Regions from separate parts of the Homo sapiens genome. Here all the other regions are linked to region 1. The links are chromatin contacts, found by Hi-C or POLR2A ChIA-PET in ENCODE. All regions are on one chromosome and are shown on one strand. Each heading gives the region's core, a stretch centred on a gene start or an enhancer-like site at or near the end of the contact. The rest is flanking DNA. Distances are from core to core; before and after follow the strand shown. Region 1 holds the start of NECTIN1 (nectin cell adhesion molecule 1). Region 2 overlaps TRIM29 (tripartite motif containing 29). Region 3 overlaps LOC105378956 (a long non-coding RNA gene). Region 4 overlaps THY1 (Thy-1 cell surface antigen). Region 5 holds the start of LINC02744 (long intergenic non-protein coding RNA 2744).

What was found. A loop is a pair of places that touch in the nucleus more often than their neighbours do. ChIA-PET counts read pairs that join two places held with the same protein, here RNA polymerase II (POLR2A). Pooled maps may share reads with other maps.
Region 2: a loop to region 1 is called in a map of sigmoid colon, with 3 times the contacts of the local background. The contact joins the enhancer-like site here to the promoter of NECTIN1 in region 1. A Hi-C loop is called at or near these places in 1 of 168 maps with a recorded cell type or tissue (sigmoid colon) and 1 of 50 pooled maps. POLR2A ChIA-PET finds 5 or more read pairs at or near these places in 3 of 52 experiments (MCF 10A, WTC11 and activated CD4-positive, alpha-beta T cell).
Region 3: a map of aorta shows a loop between it and region 1 (2.0-fold over the local background). The contact joins the enhancer-like site here to the promoter of NECTIN1 in region 1. A Hi-C loop is called at or near these places in 38 of 168 maps with a recorded cell type or tissue (A673, Caco-2, HCT116 and 24 more), 27 of 37 single-sample maps with no recorded cell type and 35 of 50 pooled maps. POLR2A ChIA-PET finds 5 or more read pairs at or near these places in 7 of 52 experiments (AG04449, AG04450, MCF 10A and 4 more).
Region 4: a map of chondrocyte shows a loop between it and region 1 (5-fold over the local background). The contact joins the enhancer-like site here to the promoter of NECTIN1 in region 1. A Hi-C loop is called at or near these places in 2 of 168 maps with a recorded cell type or tissue (IMR-90 and chondrocyte).
Region 5: a map of mammary epithelial cell shows a loop between it and region 1 (2.4-fold over the local background). The contact joins the promoter of LINC02744 here to the promoter of NECTIN1 in region 1. A Hi-C loop is called at or near these places in 3 of 168 maps with a recorded cell type or tissue (Caco-2, mammary epithelial cell and posterior cingulate gyrus).

Annotation. Positions count from the first base shown.
Region 1 is chr11:119,727,806-119,730,545 of GRCh38, reverse strand. It overlaps NECTIN1 (nectin cell adhesion molecule 1), which reads left to right and starts at 1,346. Exons shown (of 6, transcript NM_002855.5): 1 at 1,346-2,071. The coding sequence starts at 1,993. It overlaps NECTIN1-DT (NECTIN1 divergent transcript), which reads right to left and starts at 963. Exons shown (of 4, transcript NR_120587.1): 1 at 740-963. RefSeq lists enhancers at 300-1,160, 1,161-2,022 and silencers at 961-1,370, 1,431-1,750.
Region 2 is chr11:120,122,652-120,125,391 of GRCh38, reverse strand. TRIM29 (tripartite motif containing 29) reads left to right here. Exons shown (of 9, transcript NM_012101.4): 5 at 2,337-2,438. Among named protein-coding and RNA genes, the nearest start is that of TRIM29, 14 kb to the left of the region's middle. RefSeq lists enhancers at 157-451, 1-788, 1,210-1,717. Within about 2 kb of position 1,356, at least 3 of the 41 ENCODE cell types and tissues checked have a DNase peak (open chromatin) inside an H3K27ac peak, as active enhancers do.
Region 3 is chr11:120,087,854-120,090,593 of GRCh38, reverse strand. All of the region lies in intron 2 of LOC105378956 (a long non-coding RNA gene), which reads left to right. Among named protein-coding and RNA genes, the nearest start is that of TRIM29, 49 kb to the left of the region's middle. Within about 2 kb of position 1,378, at least 4 of the 41 ENCODE cell types and tissues checked have a DNase peak (open chromatin) inside an H3K27ac peak, as active enhancers do; they include ascending aorta, dorsolateral prefrontal cortex and prostate gland, where a contact is called at or near this core.
Region 4 is chr11:119,416,386-119,419,125 of GRCh38, reverse strand. THY1 (Thy-1 cell surface antigen) reads left to right here. Exons shown (of 4, transcript NM_006288.5): 4 at 1-2,740. All of the region lies in intron 2 of USP2-AS1 (USP2 antisense RNA 1), which reads right to left. Among named protein-coding and RNA genes, the nearest start is that of THY1, 5.4 kb to the left of the region's middle. Within about 2 kb of position 1,250, at least 7 of the 41 ENCODE cell types and tissues checked have a DNase peak (open chromatin) inside an H3K27ac peak, as active enhancers do; they include IMR-90, where a contact is called at or near this core.
Region 5 is chr11:119,993,309-119,996,048 of GRCh38, reverse strand. LINC02744 (long intergenic non-protein coding RNA 2744) reads left to right here and starts at 1,319. Exons shown (of 4, transcript NR_183635.1): 1 at 1,319-1,455.

The DNA.
Region 1 (2,740 bases), core at 97-2,596:
GACAATGATGATGTCTCTGTATCCCCAAGCCAGGCACTGTGTTTTGACACAAAGAAAGCCCAGGTTACATTTGTTAAATGTAAAAGACCATACAGTGAGTGGGTGAGTGTTCATGACAATGCCAGATCTGACTACTTCCGCGAGAAACCGAGACACTCCAGGGCCGGATTCCAGACAGTGGGAATATGGCGCTGTCTTTGCCCCTTCTCCAGTGAGGAACCAGAATTTACGTGTTATCAGAAACAGCCACTTCCCCTCTGCTCCTGCCCGCCTAGAGGGCTGGGCAAAGGGTAGAGGGAGCAGTGTCCGGCCAGGGTCTGGGGAGAATTCGGCTCTCCTTAGTGGGAAACTCTGTCTGTCTTCCTCCCCCAGGGGGAGGGGATGGGGATAGGAGGACCAGAGTAAGGGGAAGAGGGAAGGCCCGGAGGGCGCAGTCGCCTTGGCAGAAATCCTACCACACCCGGATGTAGTGGGTGGTGAACGGGATGGGGCGGAGAGTCCCTGCCCTGCCAGGGACACTGACTGGACGATCCACTTTCGCGGGAATCCCACAAATCTCTCAAAACTAAGGTCCTGGAAACTGGAGGAGAGCTCGTTTTCAGGCTATGTTTGGGCAAGGGCGGGGCGCGGGGTGCTTCAATTTTTGGAAAAGGAACCCCCGAAGGGAGCAGGGATTAGAAAAGAAACTCTACCAGAAACCTCAGTGGGCCCGTCTCACCCACTCATGCCCACCACTGACTTCTCTGGCAGCTCCCCGTCGCCCCGCGCACCGCTGCCTCTCCGTGGAACGTCCAAGTGGTGCAGAGGAGAGGGATCTCCGGAGACTGGGTTCTGTTGCGAGCTATGCCACGTTCCGTCCCGGGCGGAACTCTTCTTTGGGCCTTTGTTTCCTCGTCTGTGAAATGGGGCCAGGGTGGGAGCAGAGGGCTTGCAGAAGCCCTGCCAGCTCCCACGCTGCTAGCCGGGATTCTCCATCCCGCCCTCTCCTCCACCGCCGCCCCCGGCCCGGTCCTAACTCCACCCCCACCCGCCGCGCCTCGGCGCCGCCGGCCGCTAGGGGTCACTGCCTGCCTTTGTCAGCGGAGGAGGAGGGCAGCCCGCGCTCCAGCCGGCTCCCCAGCTGGAAGGCGGCCGAGGGGTAGCTCCCGAGCGAGGGTCCTGAGCCGGACCCCGCAGCCCGCGCTCGCGATCCGCCTCTGCTTCGGTCGGGAAGGCGCGTGCGCTCGGGCTCCGACCGGGCCCCGGCGGGCGCGCATCGAGGCCAGGAGGGGGTTAACGCTAACCCCTCCCCTCTGGCTGACATCACGGGCGAGCGGGTGAGAGGCTGGAGCTCGGCGAGTGAGAGAAAGAGAGCGAGAGCAGCGAGCGCGGCTCCACATTGTTGCGGATCGCCGGCACCCGGCAGAGCGGCGGCGGCTGGGACGCGCGGCGCCTCCGACCCGTTCTCCTCGCGCCCGGCCGCGCAGCCAGAGCCACCCGGGCCGCCGACCGCCGAGCCCCGCGCCCGCCGCCTGGGCCCCGAGCCTTCTGCGCCGCCCGGGTGCGTCCCGCCACCCTCGGAGGACGGCCGGCCATGGACGCCTGCAAGTTGGAGCCGAGCGGGAGGGTGTGAGCGGGCCGGGGCCAGGAGCCCGCGCCGCGCAACCGGGCAGCCGGGCGCGCCGGGGGTGGGTCCCTCTCCCCAGCCCCGCTCTGCGTGGAAGAAGAGGGCGGGGACCGGCGCCGGGAGGAGAGCGGAGGAGGCGAAGGGGCATGACTCGTGCAACTTGCGGCGGGCATCTGCCGAGCCTCTGAGCCGGCGGCGGCCCGGGGCCCGGACTGCGGCCGCGCGGATCCCACCCAGCCCACCCCGCCCCGGCCGACGGCTGCAGCTGACCTGGATCCTTCGAGCGCCCGCCGACCGCCAGCGATCTTCCCTCATCTTCCGGGCTGGTTTCTGCTGCGCGAGGAGCGCTGCCCTCGCCGCCCCTCTCGCCGGACCCCCGGCCCCCGATGGCTCGGATGGGGCTTGCGGGCGCCGCTGGACGCTGGTGGGGACTCGCTCTCGGCTTGACCGCATTCTTCCTCCCAGGTAAGAGCGCTCACCTCTGCTGTCCCCACCCCCATCCAATGCCTCCCCGGGGCTGGGAGCCGGATGGCGGGCACGACTGGATTGTGGGGAGTGAAAGGAGCCAGAAAAGTTGGGTCACGGCTTGGGTAAAGGGGGTGGGAGGTGGCACGGCGGAGAAAGAGGTTGAGAAGCCGAACCGCCTGCCCTGCAGGGAAGCAGTCAGATGCACGTCTCTATGTAGCATGAAAGCACTTTCTCCGCTCAGTTCTTTACAAAAAATAATAATATGTAATAGCGTTCTGTTTATTTAATAACCAGCTCTCTGCTCGGGAAGCAGTTTGGAAACACTGCGTGTTACATAAATGCAAAATAATCACCGTAATCACCGTCTTGGGGTGGGAGACAACAGCCCCAGGGGGAGGGCGTCAGTCTCGGAGCTGCGGGTTTGGAGTATGGCGGGGGGGCTTCGTCTCTTTCGGCGGCCCCTTTGCCAGACGGCTCAGGACGCTCGGGCCCCCTCCCGCCCCACACCGCCCCACAGCGGGCGCGGAGAGTCGGCTGCTGCGGCAGAGGCGGCTCCTCGCTCACCTGCGGTTCCTTTCCTGGAGGGTGAGGCCGGGGCAGCCTCCTCCCGGCCTGGCGCGGGACCGGGCTCCCCCTCGGAACTCTGCTCCCAGCTCTGGGGGCTCT
Region 2 (2,740 bases), core at 107-2,606, 390 kb before region 1:
CGTTCAGATCTACATCTAATTGCCGGGCCCAGCCCAGCAGCTGTGTGGATGCTGCCACTAGTATGGGCCAGATTCCAAACTGGTGGCTTTGCAGACTCTAGCAGACGTGACCTAGAACTGCAGCCATGCCTGGAGGGAGGACTTGCCTGTCATCATGGCCATGCTGAGCAGTGCTGAGCCCAGAGGCTGGACTTGGCCTGTTGAGCTGGGCTGGGGACGGTGGGACACAGTGTCTCTGTGACTCACCAGCTCCCTTGAAGTCAGCTCTTCTTCTGAGTCATGCTGTCCCCTCAGAGGTCAACTGAATCATCTCACAGAAAACCTCTGAACCTGAGAAACAACATCGTCAAGTCCTTTTCCACCCAGTCCCTTTAGGGCCTGAAGCCTGGGCACTTTCCCCAAGGCCCCACCCGGTGTCCCAGGCGTTGCACGGGGCCTTGAGAGTACAGCCTTGTTAATGACTGCTAGACGTGAATACCCCAAAGGAAAGGACCCCTGATTGCTCTCCAGACACAGCATATGATTCTTTGGGGGAGGAGAAGGGGGTGAGGGGGATAAAAGTGTGCAGAAGGGTTGGGGTTCAGGAGGCCATTTGTGCACCTTGGCGATGGCAATATCACATGGTGTCCCTGTGAAATGTGGGGGACATTCAATCACACACAAGGACAGATAAGCCATTTCAGCAAGACAATCATTTGGCTTCAAACGGCACTCAGATCCCGAAATCCTCCTTCTAATGACAATAGTGATGATGCTAATGGTGATGGTGACAGCTGACAATGATTGAGTGCTCGCTCGATGCCGGGCATTTCACTGAGCTTCTCACGCACATTACCTTATTTTCCCTGTGGGGTGTACTGCATTTTACAGGCGAGAAGGCTGAGGCTCAGAGAAGCATCCTTTCAAAGGGCGCACTGCTCGGTAGGGGGTACGGCGGGGTTGAACACTCTGCTGTTCAGTCTCCCATGCCCTCTCATCTGAGAAGCTGCGGCTGGCGGTGGCTGCAGAAGTGGGGTTGAGGAGTGTGATAATCATCGTCCCTGGGGTACAAACTCGGCAGGGCAGCCCCTCCGGTGAGGTCCGGCCAGGCCTGGGGGATGGCCTAGACTGGGGTGGGGTGAGCCTTGCAGAAACTGTTCAGGCTCCTGGCCGCTCACTGTCCCATTTCTAGGTCACAATGCTGGCCACGGCCTCTGTACAGGTGTGGCCCTGCGTCCTGTACGAGGTGTGTGGCGAGGTGGCAAGCAGGAGCAGGGATGGGCACTGCTGATTCAGTAGCCCACACCTGTGCCTGGGGCCGTGGGGGCGGCTCCTCTGCCTCTGTGTTGTTTTTTCGTGTGGCTGCTGGGAGTGTGTCTGCTCTAGGAGGTGGTGGCCGGTGAGTCAGACAGTGGAGTGACCATCCACTCCTCCCCGATGCTAGCCTGCCCACCAGACCAGGGACTCGTCCACACCCTCAAAGGCCCCTGCGCTAAGAGACACCAGGCCACTTCATCCTGGACTCTGTGGGGCACAGGGCTGGGCTAACACCTAGGAGGGCATTTGTTTATTCTTTGAGTATCTGCTGTGCACCAGGACACTGATAGGCGCAGGTGATGAAGATGAAGAATGAGGGTCTCAGGCACATTTCTCCTCTTGCTCAGGAGAGAGAGAGGGAAGGACAGGGAAAGTAGAAGACGGGGAAGTCGAAAGAGAAAGGAATGGGGTGGAGGTGGCTGAGGGAAGTCAAGTGTCGAGCAGCAGATCTGTTTGAGTTAGGGGGTCTGCAGTTGAGTGGCCCCTGCCATAGCAGCTCACTCCACTGCCTGGATCCCTGGGCCATGGAGGCCAACACTGGGACCTCATCCCCTCACCTTAGGCTGCCAGCAGTGGCTGGGACTGAACCCGGAAGTAGCGAGCCAGAGCTCAATCCCCAACTCTGCCCTTATCGGCATGTGACATTGGGCAAGCTGCTTCTCTTACTTCCTGAGTCTCAATTTCCTTATCTGTCTCAGGGGGATACAACCACAATTGATGTATGGATCAAATAAGAAATGGGCATTAATAGCACCTTGTAAAGGTGAAGTGCTAGGAAGTGTTGTGCACACAATCGTATTTACAAGGGCTTAGTTCAAGAGGGTGGATGGCTCTTTGCAGACACCTTCTCCACCAAGAGCTCAGGAACCGAGTGAATGCTGGGCAGGGCGTCATATTCTCTGAGAGGTTGGGGAAACTTGGATCTGCCTGGGAGATAGGGGAAGGGCTATGGGGTGACTCATCTGAGCCCCAAAAGTCCCCAGTGGCTGGCTCCTCCTTCCCACCTGGCTCCTCTGCTGACCCGACCCTCTGCTTCCTAGGTGGTGACCATCGCTATGTGAACAACTACACGAACAGCTTCGGGGGTGAGTGGAGTGCACCGGACACCATGAAGAGATACTCCATGTACCTGACACCCAAAGGTAAGAGGGAGCCCCTCACCCCAGACCTAGTGTCTCTCCTGCTGCCCAGGGGCCCCCAAAGTCCGTGCAGTGACTCTCAGCCAGGTTCCTTCTGAGTGGGGGTGATGGCATGTCCAGTTTGCCTGGGAAAGTCCTGGCATCTACGTGTTGTCCTGATGTGATGATGAACAGGTCTGTGTTAGCTCTCAGAAGTGTCCTGGTTCGAATGAGAAGTTACCTGGTGCCAGCTCCTCAGAGGCATTCCTCCCGGGCCACACAGGCAGCACCTCTTTGCCCTCCTTGCCTTCTCACTTCCAGCCCAC
Region 3 (2,740 bases), core at 129-2,628, 360 kb before region 1:
GCCATGATACCGGGTGACGAGAGGCACAGGGTGTTCCCAGCACAGGGGCCTATCATGGAGACAAATGACTGATGGAAACCTGCATTGATTGGGGCAGGGAAGTGTCTGTCCACCTGTCCCTGCCAACAGCAGAGAGCAAGGACTCACCCAATCCTTGTTCTCTGGGAGGGCCACACCCCATTACCCATCCTTGGATACTGTCTGTGTTGGGGCTTCACTTCAGAGGTGGATATGAAGCTGCTTGGTTTCATCTCGCAGTTGAGGTGAGGCTGATTCATTCATTCGATAGTTATTTACTGAGAGTCTATTCTGTGCCTGTCTATTGGCACTGTTTTCAATCTGGGAATCCAAGAACAAACAATATAGACAAGGTCACTTCTGTCATGGAACTTACATTCTAGTTGGGGAGACAACAGCACACATGTGAACACATGTAAAGAGGAGGAAAATGGCCCAGGTCTGGGCCTTGGATCAATCACTGACTAGCTGTATGACCTTGGGCAAGTTATTTAACTGCTCTCAACCTCAGTTTTCTCATATTTAAAGTCGGGAGGATAATAACAACATTGATGTCATAGGGTTGTTGTGAGAATTATTTGAAAGTATATGAAGGACACAGTAGAGTGCTTGGCTCACAGCAGATATTCCCATGTGCACATGTACCCATTGTTGTTATTGCTGTTGTTATAGTTAACATCACTTACCTAGAAATAGAATCAGAAGAGACCAAAATGCCATATTCTTTCTTTCAGTGAAGTGACACCCAGGAAGGGGTGAGCCACAAGCCATGTCTGTACAGCATCACAAGCTTTTAGTTGGTAAAACATCAATTCAGCCAACTCCTTGTGTGTTTGGTCAACAAAGGCTTTAACAACTGACTTGTTGTTGTTGTTTTTTTTTTTCATTGGTGAGATCAGGTGGTTGTTTGAATTGGATGAACCAACTGATTGTTCTAATTGAATGAATCAATTCATTGTTCTAATGTCATGGTGACCCAAACTAAGATTGGTTACAATTTTATCTAAGGCCCTGGGTGCTTTCTCTTTCACAACGAGCCTTTTGGCCTGGTTCTGTCTTAGTTTTATAGCTGTTAAAAATACGTGATTGAGTGTGAGGATGCACGTGTGTACATGTGTGCACATACACACATATATACACAGAAGACATGCCAACCCATCACTATCCCTGCTGAGTTGAGACCAAGAGAATGCGAACTTTATATTTTGCCAAAAGCTTTTACCTCTTCTCAGCCAGTTTTTTTTTTTTTTCCAGAGCAGAAGCCAAAGAGCCAAATGGCATAGTCTGAATGTGGTCACTTTCCTGCCAGCCACTGGGCCAGACTCTGGCTGTTGGCACAGGGTTCTGCTGCCTGTTGTGAGCTAGCATCAGCTCTGCCTGGCATGGAAAAGGGAGAGTTGGCATTGTCAGCCTGTAGGTGCTTGTGGGGAGAGGTAGAGGATGTTGGTTACTGGCAGGCAAACCTGTTGCCACTAAAACTTGGCACGTCTGGGCGGCTTCAGCAGTCCAGAGAGAGAATTAGCAGGGAGGAAGAGCTCCACAGAAGTGCCCGTCTGGCTCCTTGGTACTGTCCACGGAAAGAGATTTCTTCCTTGGTAGAGAACTTGGTACCTTGCAGAGGCAAATATATTCATAGTAGGGTAAGTCTATAAGTCTAACCATAATCCTAGGATGACTCTGACCCCATCATCTAGGAGAGGTCTCCTAGGGTTCTTTTTGTCCTATGTGTGGGGAATACACACATAAACACACACACACACACACACACACACACACACACACACACATTTTAGATGGAATTTTGCTCTTGTTGCCCAGGCTGGAGTGCAGTGGTGCCATCTCAGCTCGCTGCAACCTCTGCTTCCTGAGTTCAAGCGATTCTCCTGTCCCAACCTCCCAAGTAGCTGGGATTACAGGTGCACGCCACCATGCCCAGCTAATTTTTATATTTTTTATTAGAGACGGGGTTTCACCATGTTGCCAGGCTGGTCTCAAACTCCTGATCTCAAAGTGATCCGCCCACCTTGGCTTCCTAAAGTGCTGGGATTACAGGCATGAGCCACCGTGCCCGGCCCCAGGACTTATATTTTCTAAGTGTTTCCTGTAGAAGAAATAAATGCTGCTTCTGAGCTCTTGGAAATTGGTGAGCTAGTAGTGTCTTGAAAATTTCTCCTGTCTGCTCTGGGAGCATCATCTCCCACTGTCACCCCAAGCCCTTGATGGAGTCCATAAGGGCTCTGCTTCCCTGGGCCAGGAGACAGGCTGCATACCCAAGCACCTTTCCTTCCACATGCAGACAGCCCGAGAGCTCTGCCTGAGGAGCCAGGAGACCAGGATCCCAGGGTCAACACTGCCTTTTACAAGCTGTGGGACAGAGACAAGTTGCTTAACTTCCCCAGGCCTCAGTTCCCAGCTGCCCTACCTAAAGTGGTGAGGAGTAAATGAAATACTACAGGTGGAAGCAAACTGTAAATCGATGAACTTCAAACACATGCAAGGGGTTACATTATGCTCTCCACACAACCCTCCCGCCAGATGAGCTCCCTGGGATGACTTTCTCATCCTGTCTTTTTAGAAAGCTGCTTACTTGGATAAAGCTCTCAGGAGATGCAAGATGTTCATCCCGAGGGAACCTCCACTGCCTCCTGGCCTATCTGCCTGATCCATAGATTTTTCTCCACCCTGAAGCTCTAGGTCTTCTCCAAAGCTAGTCCCTGAGCAA
Region 4 (2,740 bases), core at 1-2,500, 310 kb after region 1:
GTGAAGAGGGAAGCCAGGATTGGGGACCTGATGGAGAGTGAGAGCATGTGAGGGGTAGTGGGATGGTGGGGTACCAGCCACTGGAGGGGTCATCCTTGCCCATCGGGACCAGAAACCTGGGAGAGACTTGGATGAGGAGTGGTTGGGCTGTGCCTGGGCCTAGCACGGACATGGTCTGTCCTGACAGCACTCCTCGGCAGGCATGGCTGGTGCCTGAAGACCCCAGATGTGAGGGCACCACCAAGAATTTGTGGCCTACCTTGTGAGGGAGAGAACTGAGCATCTCCAGCATTCTCAGCCACAACCAAAAAAAAATAAAAAGGGCAGCCCTCCTTACCACTGTGGAAGTCCCTCAGAGGCCTTGGGGCATGACCCAGTGAAGATGCAGGTTTGACCAGGAAAGCAGCGCTAGTGGAGGGTTGGAGAAGGAGGTAAAGGATGAGGGTTCATCATCCCTCCCTGCCTAAGGAAGCTAAAAGCATGGCCCTGCTGCCCCTCCCTGCCTCCACCCACAGTGGAGAGGGCTACAAAGGAGGACAAGACCCTCTCAGGCTGTCCCAAGCTCCCAAGAGCTTCCAGAGCTCTGACCCACAGCCTCCAAGTCAGGTGGGGTGGAGTCCCAGAGCTGCACAGGGTTTGGCCCAAGTTTCTAAGGGAGGCACTTCCTCCCCTCGCCCATCAGTGCCAGCCCCTGCTGGCTGGTGCCTGAGCCCCTCAGACAGCCCCCTGCCCCGCAGGCCTGCCTTCTCAGGGACTTCTGCGGGGCCTGAGGCAAGCCATGGAGTGAGACCCAGGAGCCGGACACTTCTCAGGAAATGGCTTTTCCCAACCCCCAGCCCCCACCCGGTGGTTCTTCCTGTTCTGTGACTGTGTATAGTGCCACCACAGCTTATGGCATCTCATTGAGGACAAAGAAAACTGCACAATAAAACCAAGCCTCTGGAATCTGTCCTCGTGTCCACCTGGCCTTCGCTCCTCCAGCAGTGCCTGCCTGCCCCCGCTTCGCTGGGGTCTCCACGGGTGAGGCTGGGGAACGCCACCTCTTCCTCTTCCCTGACTTCTCCCCAACCACTTAGTAGCAACGCTACCCCAGGGGCTAATGACTGCACACTGGGCTTCTTTTCAGAATGACCCTAACGAGACACATTTGCCCAAATAAACGAACATCCCATGTCTGCTGACTCACCTGGCTGGAACAACATGCTTACTGCCAACATGTGGGCCGAACCACATGGCCCTGGCTCTGGAATGCACAAGTGGCTTTGCGTGAATCTGCGCTAAGCTATGCAGTCTGCTTTTTCTTCTCAGCTCTGGTAGTTCTTCAGAAATGTACCCTCCAGGCACATCCACTATTGCGAGGGTGAGCACGAAGGGTGGGAGATGCCCATGTCCTCAAGGCATCACTTCCTAAATCCAAAAGCATCGGCAGGAGAAAGGACTGGGGACAAATACTGTCCCTTCGGGAGTAGGGAGGGAACACTGAGGCCCATCCCTGGCTCCTTCCCTAAAAGTAGAGTAAAATGGAAGCGAGCATCCTGGGATTGGGGGCAAGAGGGGGACCGCAGGGTAGCTGTGGGTTCCAACTGCTGTCAGAGTCAGAGAGGCAGCCCCAAGCCAGCCTCCCTGCTTTGCCAGGGAATTTGGGGGAGGAAGGTGACAGCTGCCCAGAGGCTGACTCATCTGATATTTAGCACTGGGTAGGATGATTGTTTCTGAGCATTTTTCTTAAAGGCCTCAGATCTAAATTATGCCACCGGCTCCCACTCTTGCTACCTCCCGTCAACTTCTCTGCCTTGCCTTCCACCCCTGTAGTTACCATACACAGAGGAGGAGGAGCTGTCCTTGTCCCAGGTTGGGAGGCTGACAACCCCTTAGCAAGATGCTGCCAGCCCAGAGCTCTCCAAGGGGAGGAACACCCCTGAGACTCAGGCCCCTCTCCTTCAGCCCTGCTTGGGCTGCAAGCGCCGTGCCAAGGAAAGGCATCTTGGTGAGAAGAGCTGCTGTGGGGGAAGGGAGATCAAATGCCAGAGAAATGTGGGGTGCCCCACCCTCAGGATAGTAAAAGAGTATGGAGGTATTTCTGGAAGGAAATGAGCGGCACTGTGTGAAGCCTCGCACCTGTGTGACACTTCCTATGGGGTCTTTGTCACACTCTAGTACTATGTCCCTGAAGAGTTTAGCAGCCACACTCTTAGAAGGGTGCTGGGAGATGGTGTTGCCCTCTGCAGCCATGTTTAGGGGAGCGGAACCTGAGGCCCACAGTGGGTGAGATTAGCTCAAGAAGCCACAGAGGCCACCAGAGGGCCACGGACTTCGGAAAGGAGAAGAGAAGAACAGGGCATCAGGCCTCACAACGCAAACCTACCCAGAGATGGGCACAGTGGCTCATGCCTGTAATCCCACCACTTTGGGAAGAGGCGGATCGCTTGAGGTCAGGAGTTCGAGACTAGCCTCGAAACCCTATCTCTACTAAAAATACAAAAATTAGCCAGGCATGGTGGCCTGCGCCTGTAATCCCAGCTACTCAGGAGGCTGAGGCAGGAGAATCACTTGAACCCGGGAGGCGGAGGTTGCAGTGAGCCAAGATTGCACCACTGCACTCCAGCCTGGGAGATAGAGTGAGACTCCATCTCAAAAAAATAAAAAATAAAATAAACCTACCCGGAATGACCATGCTGAGGACTGGGAGCCCGCAGACTTTCAGCCACAGGCCGCGACAGCCGTGGGTCCCTCCCTGGTC
Region 5 (2,740 bases), core at 70-2,569, 270 kb before region 1:
GACTCTGAAAGCTTTTCAACAAAGCACTAACTGTCCTCTCGGCCCGTCACCTGTGGGCATGAAGATGTCATCTCCCTGGCCAACCACCAGGTGCCATTTGCAGACACGTGTGCATGGGGGATGGAGTGGAGGGGGCAGAAGAAGCCTGCTCTGGCTTGCCTGGTAGCAAACAACAGCCCTCTTCTTTTAGCTGGGCTGACTTCTTCCAGCTTCCACCAGGAGCTGCATTAACCCCCTACTCTCTGCCTAGTTTTCCTCTCCTAAGTGGGGCATTTATCTGTTTTTTCTCCCCATGCACAGTTTTTTTCTTTTTTGAGACAAAGTCTTGCTCTGTCACCCAGGCTGCAGGGCAGTGGCATGATCTCGGCTCATATGCACATTTTTGAGCATCTACTATAAGCCAGGCAGTGTTAGGTATGGGGACCCCCATCCTCAGGTTGCTCGTGGTGAGTGTGAGAGACAGAGAAGCAAATAGGTGAAGTGGAGGCAGCAGTCCCTTGTAAAGAGGGAAGGAAGCATTAGGCGTTGGGTTGATCCAAGTTGGAGCAGGGAACCTGGCCTGGTGGCTCAGGAGTCTTCCCAGAGCAGAGGCCCAAGGACTGTAAACATCCCAGGTAGGAGTGTAGAGACAGAAGCCTTCTTTACCCTAAGAGATCGAGGTCCTAATGAGTATTCATAGGATTTCCAGGACATTCCTAGTTTATACTTGTTGTCCTGGCAACATTTTCATTCTAAAAATGTCACAGTTTGGATGTCAAATAGGCATAGATCAGAACTGTTTCTGAAAACCTATGAATACTATATTCATAGGGCACGTGTCACCCAGGGCTGGAATTCTGTTTTGTGATGCAGAGTCAGCATGCCTGGTGCATCTTTGCGAGTATACATGGTGAAGAAGTGTTGTGCAGAGTGTGCGTGTTGCTCCATCGTGTCACTAGACATATTGAAAGTGACTTGGTGATTGGACATAGTGGTCATAGACACAATAGAGAGCATTTCTGGACTGAAGTCCAGAAAGGGAAAGGAGAGGAGTAAAGAGGAAAAGAGAACAGTGGTGGGTGCCTATAAAGAGCCACACACCTTGCTGCATGCTCTATATGTGGGCTATTGTTTGTTCTCACAATGAATCTGAGTAGTAGATATAGCATGCCCATTTTCCAGGTAAGGAAACTGAGGGTTAGAGAGATTCTGTAACTTGTGCAAGGTTATAGGCTCTAAGTAGCAGATTAGTTCTGACTGGAGGCCAGCGTTTCCTCGGGCCTCTGTGACATCACAACGCAATGGGAGTATGACTTGGGCAGCTCCAGCTGGCTCCTCTGCTAGTCTTGCCGCAGTCACCAGTTTTGGAGGAATGGGAGAGGAGCTTTCCACTCCTCTGAGAGTCATGTCGAGAGTCTGTCTTAGCCCTCGACCCCTCAGTCTTTGTAGATCTCATCCCAGAACCCCGAGGGAGAGGTAGGAAGAGGGGCCTCCACTGGGGAGAAGGCCAGAGACATGCTGGGCTCTCTTTGGGGTCTGGCCCTGTCCCCGCCAGCCGTGGGCTCTTGGGCACATGGTGGGTGTGCATGAATGAGCCAAAAGATCCTGCCAGCATTGGTGTGGCTATGACTCCCACGTTTCTGTCCCCACTTTTGCCATGGGCCCATTCTGATTCTGGGGGTTAAGTGTGGGAAAACAGCATCTTCACAAACCCTGCTGCCTTCTCCTTGCAATATTGGAAAAGCAGATTCCTTGGCCATAGCTAGGGCTGAGGGTCCAGAGAGGTTAAATGGAAGCCATGGAGGCTGCCTTTGCCACCATGGGGACATCAGCTGTGAGGGTGCTGTATGACGCTCTGCTCCCTGGCCATTGCTTTGCCCTGGGCTCCAGGTCCCTAGAAGGGACAAAGGTTGGGGATTGGTTAGAAATCCCAAGGGAGCTCTTTCCTGGGTTTGAGTTGGGGAGGAGGCTGGGACTGCTTGTTCCAGGCTCTTGAGCAAATAGCCCTGCGAAGACTTGCCTCTGCAAAGTTCCATTGGCATGAACCCCCTTGGCTGGCATCCCTTCCCAACGTCAGAGCCCTGCCCTGGCCCTGGCTCCCAAGCTCAGAACACCTGCCTTGTCCCTGCCCCCACAGGGGGGCAGTGGTTCCTGCTGATTAGCCAGGGCTGAGCTATGGATTAGAATAGGACAAAACCATGAAGGAAGGAGATCATTTGCATATCCAGACTTGTTCAGGTGGTGGTGTCAGGGGTGTGCCAGAACACTGAGCTCTCACGTCGCCTTTCCCAGGTGTGAGAGCTGGCCTCACCTGCAAAGCACCAGGTGGGGCTCCACCTGGGTGTTCCTGGTTGGAACTGTGGCCCTGGCTTGAGGATACCTATAGACTATAAGGGTGCTAGCCCCAATCATCTGAGGGCATGAGGAGAGACAGAAGGACCCTGTTCTCCGACCTTATGCCCAATAGGGCCAAGGACACTGAGCACATTACCAGCCCCCGCTGGCTGTCTTTACATCTTACACCCCTGGCTGTGACACCAACCTCCAACCAGGGGCCTGGTGCCTGCAATCCTGGGGACTCACTGCAGAACTGGAGCATCTGTTTTTCCAAACTAGGGCCATCAAACTCCACCCTCAGAGCAATTTCACACATTTCTTTGTGTTTGTGATACAGTGCGACTTTGCTCTCCCCCACCCTGCCCCATAAATGCCCCCAGGTCAGAGGGTGCCTCTCACAAAGCATCCAGGGTCATTCTGGGCC